3 separate regions of the Homo sapiens genome follow, and all the other regions are linked to region 2. The links are chromatin contacts, found by Hi-C or POLR2A ChIA-PET in ENCODE. All regions are on one chromosome and are shown on one strand. The core of a region is the stretch at or near the end of the contact, and the rest is flanking DNA. Distances in the headings are between cores, read along the strand shown.

Region 1 (2,734 bases), core at 63-2,562, 3.2 Mb before region 2:
AAAGGAAGCCTTCTAATAGCTGGTATCAAAATGCAAATAATATAAGAATTATACAGATGCAGTTAACATTTATTGAAGACTTATTTTTCATCTACTAATTATACTCATTTTGTAGATGAAAAAGATGAGAATTGGAGAAGTTAGGCAATCTTCCCAAGGATATTACACATCCTTTAAATTTTTCAGTTTTAACAAATGATTCAAAAATGTCTTTTTAAAAAAATGAAATTTTGATCAAACATTTTAAGAACTTCTGAAACATTTCTGCACAAGACAATTTAAAAACCACTGCTTTGCTATTTAACCACTGGAACCAGTAGGTGGAATTTACGGAAAGGTAGATTTCTGTTCAATATAAAATATAAGTTTATTCATAACTAAATTATCCAATTATAAAATGAAATTTTCTGAGGGGTAGTTAAGTTCTCCATCACTGGAAATGTTCAAGCAGAATCACTATTATTACCTCTTAGGTATATTAGAAGTGTGAGCAGCATACAATTGGATTTCCTTCCAAAACTAAGATCTGATGTTCTCTGAAAAGAGGCTTCACTTTTCTTTCTTTCTTTCCTTCTTTTTCTTTCTTTCTTTCCCTCCTTCTTTTCTTTCTTTCTTTTTTTTTTTCTTGAGGTGGAGTCTCGCTCTGTCGCCCAGGCTGGAGTGCAGTGGCACAATCTTTGCTCACTGCAACTTCTGCCTCCCAGGTTCAAGTGATTCTCTTGCCTCAGCCTCCTGAGTAGCTGGGACAGGCATGTGCCACCAAGCGCAGCTAATTTTTGTATTTTTAGCAGAGATGGGGTTTCACCATGTTGGCCAGCCTGGTCTCAAACTCCTGACCTCAGATGATCCATCTGCCTCGGCCTCCCAAAGTGCTGGGATTACAGGTGTGAGCCACCGTGCCTGGCATTCACTTTGTTATCTCTCAGGTTAAATTGAGTCAAAACTTCTGATTACAGAAGGCTGAACTAAGTATATTTCCTGAAATTTTGGAGTTTTAATAGTAATAGTAAACATGTATAAAGCACTTACTATGTGCTTGGCACTGTTTTAATTGCTTTACATTTGTTAACATAGGTCATCTTTTCTACTGTCCTATTGAGGTATGTATTATTTATACAGAATTACATTGAATTCTAACCTCAAAATCTAGCTACCAAGTCCATGTTCTTCAGCAGTTTGTGATATTTATGCTACATATAGTGATACAGTTGCAAGTATATGACCCTACAAGTGGATAAGAGTTTAGCTAAAACACTGCAAATAAATGAATAAACAGATGCAGGAAGTGGTTTGTTGCATAATAGGGAGTTTCTATCCATGTTTCTATAGTTGTGTCACCAAACCACAGGTTGGTACTTTGAAAAAAATCAGTGCTATAAAAGCTTTCGTATCATTAACATTCCTTAATTCTGAACTCAGTAAAAGCTTAATCAAAGATGGTATTAGGAGAATACAAGTTCTCTAGCATTTTTTATTTGTTTGTTTCCATAACTATAGGATTTGTTTTCAAAGAGTAACAACCATAAGACATTTACAGTTCCTTTCTTGAATGCAAATAATGGTTAGGGGCTGGAGGCACCTAAACTGTGAGACAAGGTATTGATTCCTATTGAGCTTTCATAATTCTGGGTGAGAGTGATGTCAGAGGCCAGACTATTTTTTTTTTTTTTTTTTTTTTTTTTTTGTGGCAGGGTCCCTCTCTGTCGCCCGGGCTGGAGTGCAGTTGTGTGATCTCAGCTCACTGCAACCTCCACCTCCCAGGCTCAAGTGATTCTCGTGCCTCAGCCTCCCAAGTAGCTGGGATTACAGGCACATGCCACCACACCTGGCTAACTTTTGTATTTTTAGCAGAGACTAAACAGGGTTTCACCATGTTGGCCAGGCTGGTCTCAAACTCCTGGTCGCAAGTGATCTGCCTGCCTTGGCCTCCCAAAGTGTTGGGATTGCAGGTGTGAGCCACGGCACCCAGCCCAGACTACCTTTTGCTCAGCACTTGGCTCTGTGGGGGTGAGCAAAAACTTCAACCCTCCACACCTCAATTTTCTCAGGCATGCAATGAGAATAACTTCCTCGGGGTTATTTCAGATATTGACTAAGTTAACTTAAGTAATGTTAGAACACTGTCTGGCACCCTCAGTGTTGGGTATTAGCACTAGCTGGTGTGAAGAGAGATGGAGCATATAAATGTAAATTTAAGTTTACAAAGAGATAAATAATTTGACTGTTATGTGAGAGTCAGGTGAGAGTTACAGATACCAAATATACCTGGGTTTAAAGAGAGGTGTGACTGTTATGGGTGGCAGTGTTGTGGCCCACAGGGGCAGACTCTCAGGGTGAGGATACTTGAGCAGGGCCAGGAAATGAATTATTTTGTTCACCTTTGATGTGGCCCACATTCAAATGCTTCACAAGTACAACGTTCTCAGCTAAGCTAAGGTGGTCTTCGATACGCACTTGACCACAACGGAAAAAAAAAAAAAAAAACAAAGAATGAAAAAGTTAAACAACAGGTGGGAAGTCAATGCTGAATAAAAAATTAAGATACGCAAAAGTTAACATGTTATTTCCTTCCTAAATAAAACACATGTGCATACAAAAATACATGTATAATATTCTGATATATTTATAAATACCTATCCTTGAATTGTTTTTCACTTTTCCAGCCAAATTCCCTCATCAAATTACTGAATTTTCCTAGCTTAAAAATTATTATTTTTGATTTTGACTAGAGAAA
Region 2 (3,098 bases), core at 193-2,692:
ATATATAACACATATAATATATAAATATATAACATATATAATATATAACATATAACATATATAATATATAAATATATAACATATATAATATATAATATATAAATATATAACATATATAATATATAATATATAAATATATAACATATATAATATATAATATATAAATATATAACATATATAATATATAATATATAAATATATAACATATATAATATATAAATGTATAACATATATAATATATAAATATATAACATATAACATATATATCTAAATATATAACATATATAATATATAATATCTAAATATATAACATATATAATATATAATATCTAAATATATGACATATATAATATATAATATCTAAATATATAACATATATAATATATAATATATAAATATATGACATATATAATATATCTAAATATATAACATATATAATATATAATATCTAAATATATAACATATATAATATATAATATCTAAATATATAACATATAATATATAATATCTAAATATATAACATATATAATATATAATTTATATATAATTATAATATATGCAATATCTATATAAAATATATATATTTTTGAGACATAGTTTCGCTCTTGTTGCCCAGGCTGGAGTGCAGTGGCATGATATCGGCTCACTGCAACCTCTGCCTCCCGGGTTCAAGCGATTCTCCTGCCTCAGCCTCCCGAGTACCTGGGATTACAGGCATGCGCCGCCACGCCAGGCTAATTTTTTTGTATTTTTACTACAGACGGGGTTTCTCCATGTTGGCCAGGCGGGTCTCGAATTCCCGACCTCAGGTGATCAGCCTGCGTTGACCTCCCAAAGTGCTGGGATTACAGACGTGAACCACTGCGCCCGGCCTGGAGATTATATTTTAAAGTTATTTTGAATACTCCCTGGAAAAGTTCTTGGTTCATACTTATACCCGTAAGTCAAAAGATTTGTCAAATATTCAAGAACAATCAAACAATCACTTAAAAATACTGTATAAAAGTTTCTATTTCGGCATACTTTACTTTTACTTAACTAAAATTTCAAATAAAATGTATCCACTTTTATGATCTCAACAAGATCGGTCATTCCTATAGCGGAGTTGAAAACTTTCAACTTATTCACAATTATCAAAAGAATGGAGCAGCCCCCACAGAGACTTCCAGCAATGAGTTGTAAAATGCAGTCTGCATTAAGTAGCTTCCTTACAATCATCCCGATGGTAAAAGTGTCAAATTTCGCAAACGCCTGGACAAGGAAGTGAAATGATCATCTAATAACGCAGTTGACTCATCTGTCAAATAAGCGAGTGGGCCAGGGTCCCTGAGCTCACTACCCTCAGATTCTAACTCCAGCTTCACATCATTAGGCGTAAGCAGCCAATTGGGCCGTCTGGGAGCCGTGCATCCTGGGAGTTATAGTTTCCGGCTCCCTCCTTCAGATTACAAGCTCCACAGAGCCGCGGGAGGACGGTTGCCTGGTATTATTAGCAAGCAGCAAATATGGCGGTGGCGCGCGTGGACGCGGCTTTGCCTCCCGGAGAAGGTAAGGCGATCCCTACCCCGAGTCCTAAGGTTTACTTCACGGAGCTGAATTAAATAGTGGAGAGCAGAAAACCTAGGTTTAGATGTGCAGTTCTGGACCAGTTCTTTTGATGCGGATCTGTGGTCGTCGCGGAGGCGGGCTACCCTCTGGGAGTTGTAGTTCACCTGCCGTTCCCAGCTCTCCGGCGTCGCGGTGAGGGCCGAGCGGGGGACTACAGCCCCCAGAAGCCTTCGCGCGGCCCGGCGCCCTGGCTCCCGCGCTCCCGATGCTGAGGAGGCGGTGGATTTCGGGCTGCGATGACCTTTCTTGACCATTTACTTTGAGTCATGGGTGCCTAAGCGAAATGTTTGGGATCTCCCTCTTTCGCTTCACACATCTCCCTCTCTTCTTGGTTCCTGGAACCATCAGGAAAACCTTCCCTCAGAGACCGCTGCCTAGTCTGGCTTTGAACCCTTCCTCGGAGGTGGCCAGTGGCCGTGATAAAATCTAAGGGATGATCCAGAGCCCGCAGTTCTGTACTCCTTGTTCTTGCACACGGGTCCTAGGATCGAGTTTGGTCGCTGCCCAGTAGAGCACAGGACTGTGTGGGTGCTTCTGTGGCCTGAAGATACCTACCTCTTTGGGGCGCCGGACGCGAGCTGCTTTTGTTTTGGTTACAGCTCCGAGGCTTGGCAGCAGTCAGTCCTCTAAATCGGGGACAGGGCCCAGGGGTCGAGGCCCGTCTTCATGGCTTAGACCAGGAGTGCATTTTCTGGGAGCTGTAAATTCTTGGGGGAAGAGTTGGTGGATGGTTCTCAGACCTCTCTGTCGACCCCTTGGAATTGTGTACAAAGGCTGTGCACTTTTCTGAGACAGCACACCCCTTTCATCAATTTTTCAGAGGGGCTCACGACTCCTCACATGCTAAGAGCCATTAGACAACGGGAAAACGTTGAAATCCTCCAGGAGAGCAATCTGGCATAATTATTTCCTGCAGTAGTCCTAATCTGGGTGTAAATTTGAAATTGGCCGTTTCTCTGGCCCCGCCCTCTTTGGAGATCGGCTTTTCTTAAACCACACCTCTCAAGCCCACCAGGGCTACTTAACTGTTAATAGCAGTTAACATTTACAGAGCACTTTGTATGACCCAGGCGATGTTCTCAGTCCTTTTTTTTTTTGTTTTTTTTTTTACATTATCTCATTTTCTCTGTAGAACTACATTTATAAGGCAGGTATTATCCCCACTTTACAGAGTAGAAAAGGGAGCCCAAAAGAAATCAATAATTTGCCTAATATACCACAATGGTTAATTGGTGGAGCCAGGGTTTGAACGTCTATGTTATACTAAAGTGCCTTATTGAGTGCCCGGTGGCAGGAACGGGGCTAAGTACTATTCATATGGTTTCTCTTTTAATTCTCATATCAAGCTAGGGAAATGGGTGTATTATCCTATTTTATGGGAGAATTAGTTGAACTATACTTTGATTTTCAAAATCACAGTTTGGGCACTTTAGGATATATTGGTAGTTAGGCTGTAAGCTGGTGGATTGCAGTCAAAAGTTTAGTAACAT
Region 3 (3,046 bases), core at 377-2,876, 4.1 Mb after region 2:
CAGGCAACGTCAGACAGAACTTACCACTTTGTCCATGAGCTTCCAAGTCTTCTCCACGGTCCTGCGATCTGCGGCAGCTTGCTTAGGGGGTCCAACTGCATCCTGAATAGCATCAATAATACCCAAAATTCGACCTTTTCGGGGATTTCCTCCTCGACCACCAGGGTTTCTGCCATTCATTGAGTTTGCCATCTGGAATTTTAGTTCTTTAAAAGGCAGATTTAAAAAAAGAAAAGTTAGTTGGTTTTGAAAATATTTACCCACCAGAAAACTAGAGACTAACTTGTACCACTGCATCTTCCTCCATCGATTAGAGCAAAACCAAAAGTTCCGGATTCATCTTTATCAATAAGCTTGTGAATTTACACTCTCAATCTTTACACACAGTAGTTTTAAGAGCAGTGATCCTAGATTTGCTTTTACAATACTAAGAGTTAAAGATGCATCCTGCTCACGTTTCAAGTAGCTAAGGCTGAACTAATACTCAACTCATAAAAAAAAAAAAAAGAACAAACAAAACTTAAACAGGTTTCCCCCACCTAGATAAAAACAGAATGTTCTTCCCCTCCTGCCTTAATTCCAATTCAAAATACCAGAACAACTGAAGGTCCTATCATACATTTTGGGAGCCTTACGCAGAAACTTCACTTTCACTCTGTTAGATTTCTCCAAGTTACATAAACATAAAGATTATCCTACACAAACGTAAGGGACAGCTCTGTTGTCAACAAAAGCGCAGGGCATGTCCCACACTAAAACCACCAAGTACGGACACACGAACACCTTTCTTTAAATCAACGCGGTGAGTCGTTATTCCCAAGAACCAAATGAAATTAACACACAAATAGCCCATTTGAAAAGAGAAAAGAGAAAAATGACAAGAGCGGCCACGGAAAGGAGGAGTTCACTTCTCTGGCTCCTCGCCTCTGCCCTCAACCCAAAGCTTTGTTTCAGGACGCCTGTGTCCCTTCCCTGCTCAGGCCCCTTCCCGGCCCCTCGGGTCTGAGCTGCAGGAGGAAGGTGGACTGGGAGGGGACAAAGTGTCCCTCCCGTGCCCGCAGCACCGTCCGTCTAGGGCGCGGGAGGGACACTGTGGGCTCGGCGCCTGGGTGGACGCGCCTCCCGGCCGCCTGCTGCAGTCCTCACCGCCGTCTGCCTGGACGCCCTCTCCCTCCTCCCCGGCCTGCGGGTTCTGGTCTTTAAATGCCCCACTTCAAACTGGACGGCGGCGGCAAAGGCAGCTGAGAGCCAGGGCTGTCCCCTCTTCCTCCTTGGCCCGCGCCTGGCTACCCCGGGCCCCCGGGCCGGCAAGAAGTGTGGAGCCTCCCCGGCGACCCCTTCCCTTCTTGCCTTTCGGCGCCGTAGCTGTCCAGAGACACGCGTGTGCGCGGGTCCCACTCCACACGCACGCAGCCCAGTGTGTGTGGGGAGCCCCGGCTGGGAGTGGGATCGCTGAGAACAGCTCGCTCCCGAAGAAGGAGCAACCCAGCGCGCAGGCCTCCGAGACGTGGAAACGCAACAATTACCGTCAAGACAAATCCACACCCGCTCTCCCCTCCCGCCCGACTCGGGGAGGCCGCGGGACGCCGCAGCAGCACTAGCAGGAGGAGGAGACCGCTCGCTGGACACCCCACCCCTGTGGCACACACAGGACCCAGGCTCGGGGCGGGGCGGGGCGGGGGCGGGGCCGGGCGCCGCTGAGCCAATGCCGCGCAACCGCGCACTGCCCGACAGCGGGTGCAGCCAATGGACGGGAGGCGCCCGTCCTCCTCGCGCTGCCGCCCCGTCCACGTCCTCCACAGTACACAATGGCCCCAGAGGAAGGCCCGCTCGCAGCACGTCAGAAAGGAATTGGACTCGGAGAGAAATGAGGGGCCTGGACTCTCCCGGGAACGAAAGTGGAAACGGGAAAGGAAATGGACGAAGGGATGCAAGGCACGAAGGAGCTAACCAATAAGGGGTGGCAGGTGGGCGTGAGCGTCGGGACCGGGAGCCAAAGCCATCTGGGGCTGAAAGGCGGGACTTCCTGCTTCGCTTACCTTCCTAGTCTTTTGTTTCATAGCAACAGAGTAGTGGCTGGAAGGGTGTTGCTTCTCCGCTCTGGGCGGGTCCAACGCTGGAGAAATTCATCTCCCTAGGGCTGCCAAACCCTTCTACCCAGGACAGCAGCCAAACAGGTCTATGACGTTGCTTCTTGTTGGCTATCAAAAAGAGCAACAGCCACTGAGCTTCTAAAATGCAGAATAAATCTCACAGAGAGTAGGCTGGGGTGACATCTGAATGCCAACTGAAACTTCCCAAGTTTCCGAGTTTCTCTTTTGCTGTTAGTTTTAGAGGGATTGCAGACCAAACATCAGGCTGATGAAAAAGCAAATAGTTGACAACGCTGGCCAAACAGTCTCTGCTAATCATGCCAAAGCAATAAAAGTACCAGATAATGGGAATTGCTGATAAATACCTTGCACCTTTTTACTTAGTGCAAGTTTCTGCCTAAATGACTGAGGAGGAGACAGCTACTGTGTTTTGTCGGAGTCACCTTTACATAGATTTCTATCCATTTAAAAACAACCTTACTGTAGCTGCCATTCTCTACCAGCATTGTTACCTCTTTCTGTGGCTCCCTTCTTTGTGCTCTTAAAAAGGCCGACATCTGGCTAGTCTTTAAAGGAGAAAGCTACTGTGCTGGGACTTGTCTTTCAGCAATATCATAGGTTAAACAAATGCCTTCCATTTATTTCAGTTTACTTCAATCCCACCACTCATGCTACCAACAATTGCTCTGGACTTCATACTTTGGAACTTTCTTTCCACTACAGTTGATAGCGTTTATTACACTTTTCAGCTTGGACATCTCAGATGTTCTGATATTTTACATTGGGTTTTTTGTTTTTGATTTTGTTTTTTCAAATCTTGCTCTAACCACGTAACCTGATAAAATGTTTCTCAATGGTTCTAACCACTTTCTAGCAACTAAGAATTTTAATACTGTAATTATTACTATGAAGGATCCTGAGTTTTCCTTTACAGCCTTGAATTTACATGGTTA

The links. Hi-C counts contacts between places; a loop is a spot of excess contacts on that map. ChIA-PET counts read pairs that join two places held with the same protein, here RNA polymerase II (POLR2A). Pooled maps may share reads with other maps.
Region 1: a loop to region 2 is called in a pooled map, with 4 times the contacts of the local background. The contact joins the enhancer-like site here to the promoter of CEP97 in region 2. A Hi-C loop is called at or near these places in 1 of 37 single-sample maps with no recorded cell type and 2 of 50 pooled maps. POLR2A ChIA-PET finds 5 or more read pairs at or near these places in 1 of 52 experiments (activated B cell).
Region 3: a pooled map shows a loop between it and region 2 (23-fold over the local background). The contact joins the promoter of CBLB here to the promoter of CEP97 in region 2. A Hi-C loop is called at or near these places in 6 of 50 pooled maps. POLR2A ChIA-PET finds 5 or more read pairs at or near these places in 2 of 52 experiments (HEK293 and activated T-cell).

The regions. Positions count from the first base shown.
Region 1 is chr3:98,562,484-98,565,217 of GRCh38, forward strand. No RefSeq gene overlaps it. Among named protein-coding and RNA genes, the nearest start is that of CPOX, 30 kb to the right of the region's middle. RefSeq lists a silencer at 893-952. Within about 2 kb of position 1,313, at least 10 of the 41 ENCODE cell types and tissues checked have a DNase peak (open chromatin) inside an H3K27ac peak, as active enhancers do.
Region 2 is chr3:101,723,172-101,726,269 of GRCh38, forward strand. It overlaps CEP97 (centrosomal protein 97), which reads left to right and starts at 1,443. Exons shown (of 11, transcript NM_024548.4): 1 at 1,443-1,548. The coding sequence starts at 1,506. RefSeq lists enhancers at 1,419-1,788, 2,069-2,138, 2,310-2,921.
Region 3 is chr3:105,867,386-105,870,431 of GRCh38, forward strand. CBLB (Cbl proto-oncogene B) reads right to left here and starts at 1,627. Exons shown (of 19, transcript NM_170662.5): 1 at 1,351-1,627; 2 at 25-206. The coding sequence starts at 192. RefSeq lists a silencer at 1,596-1,825.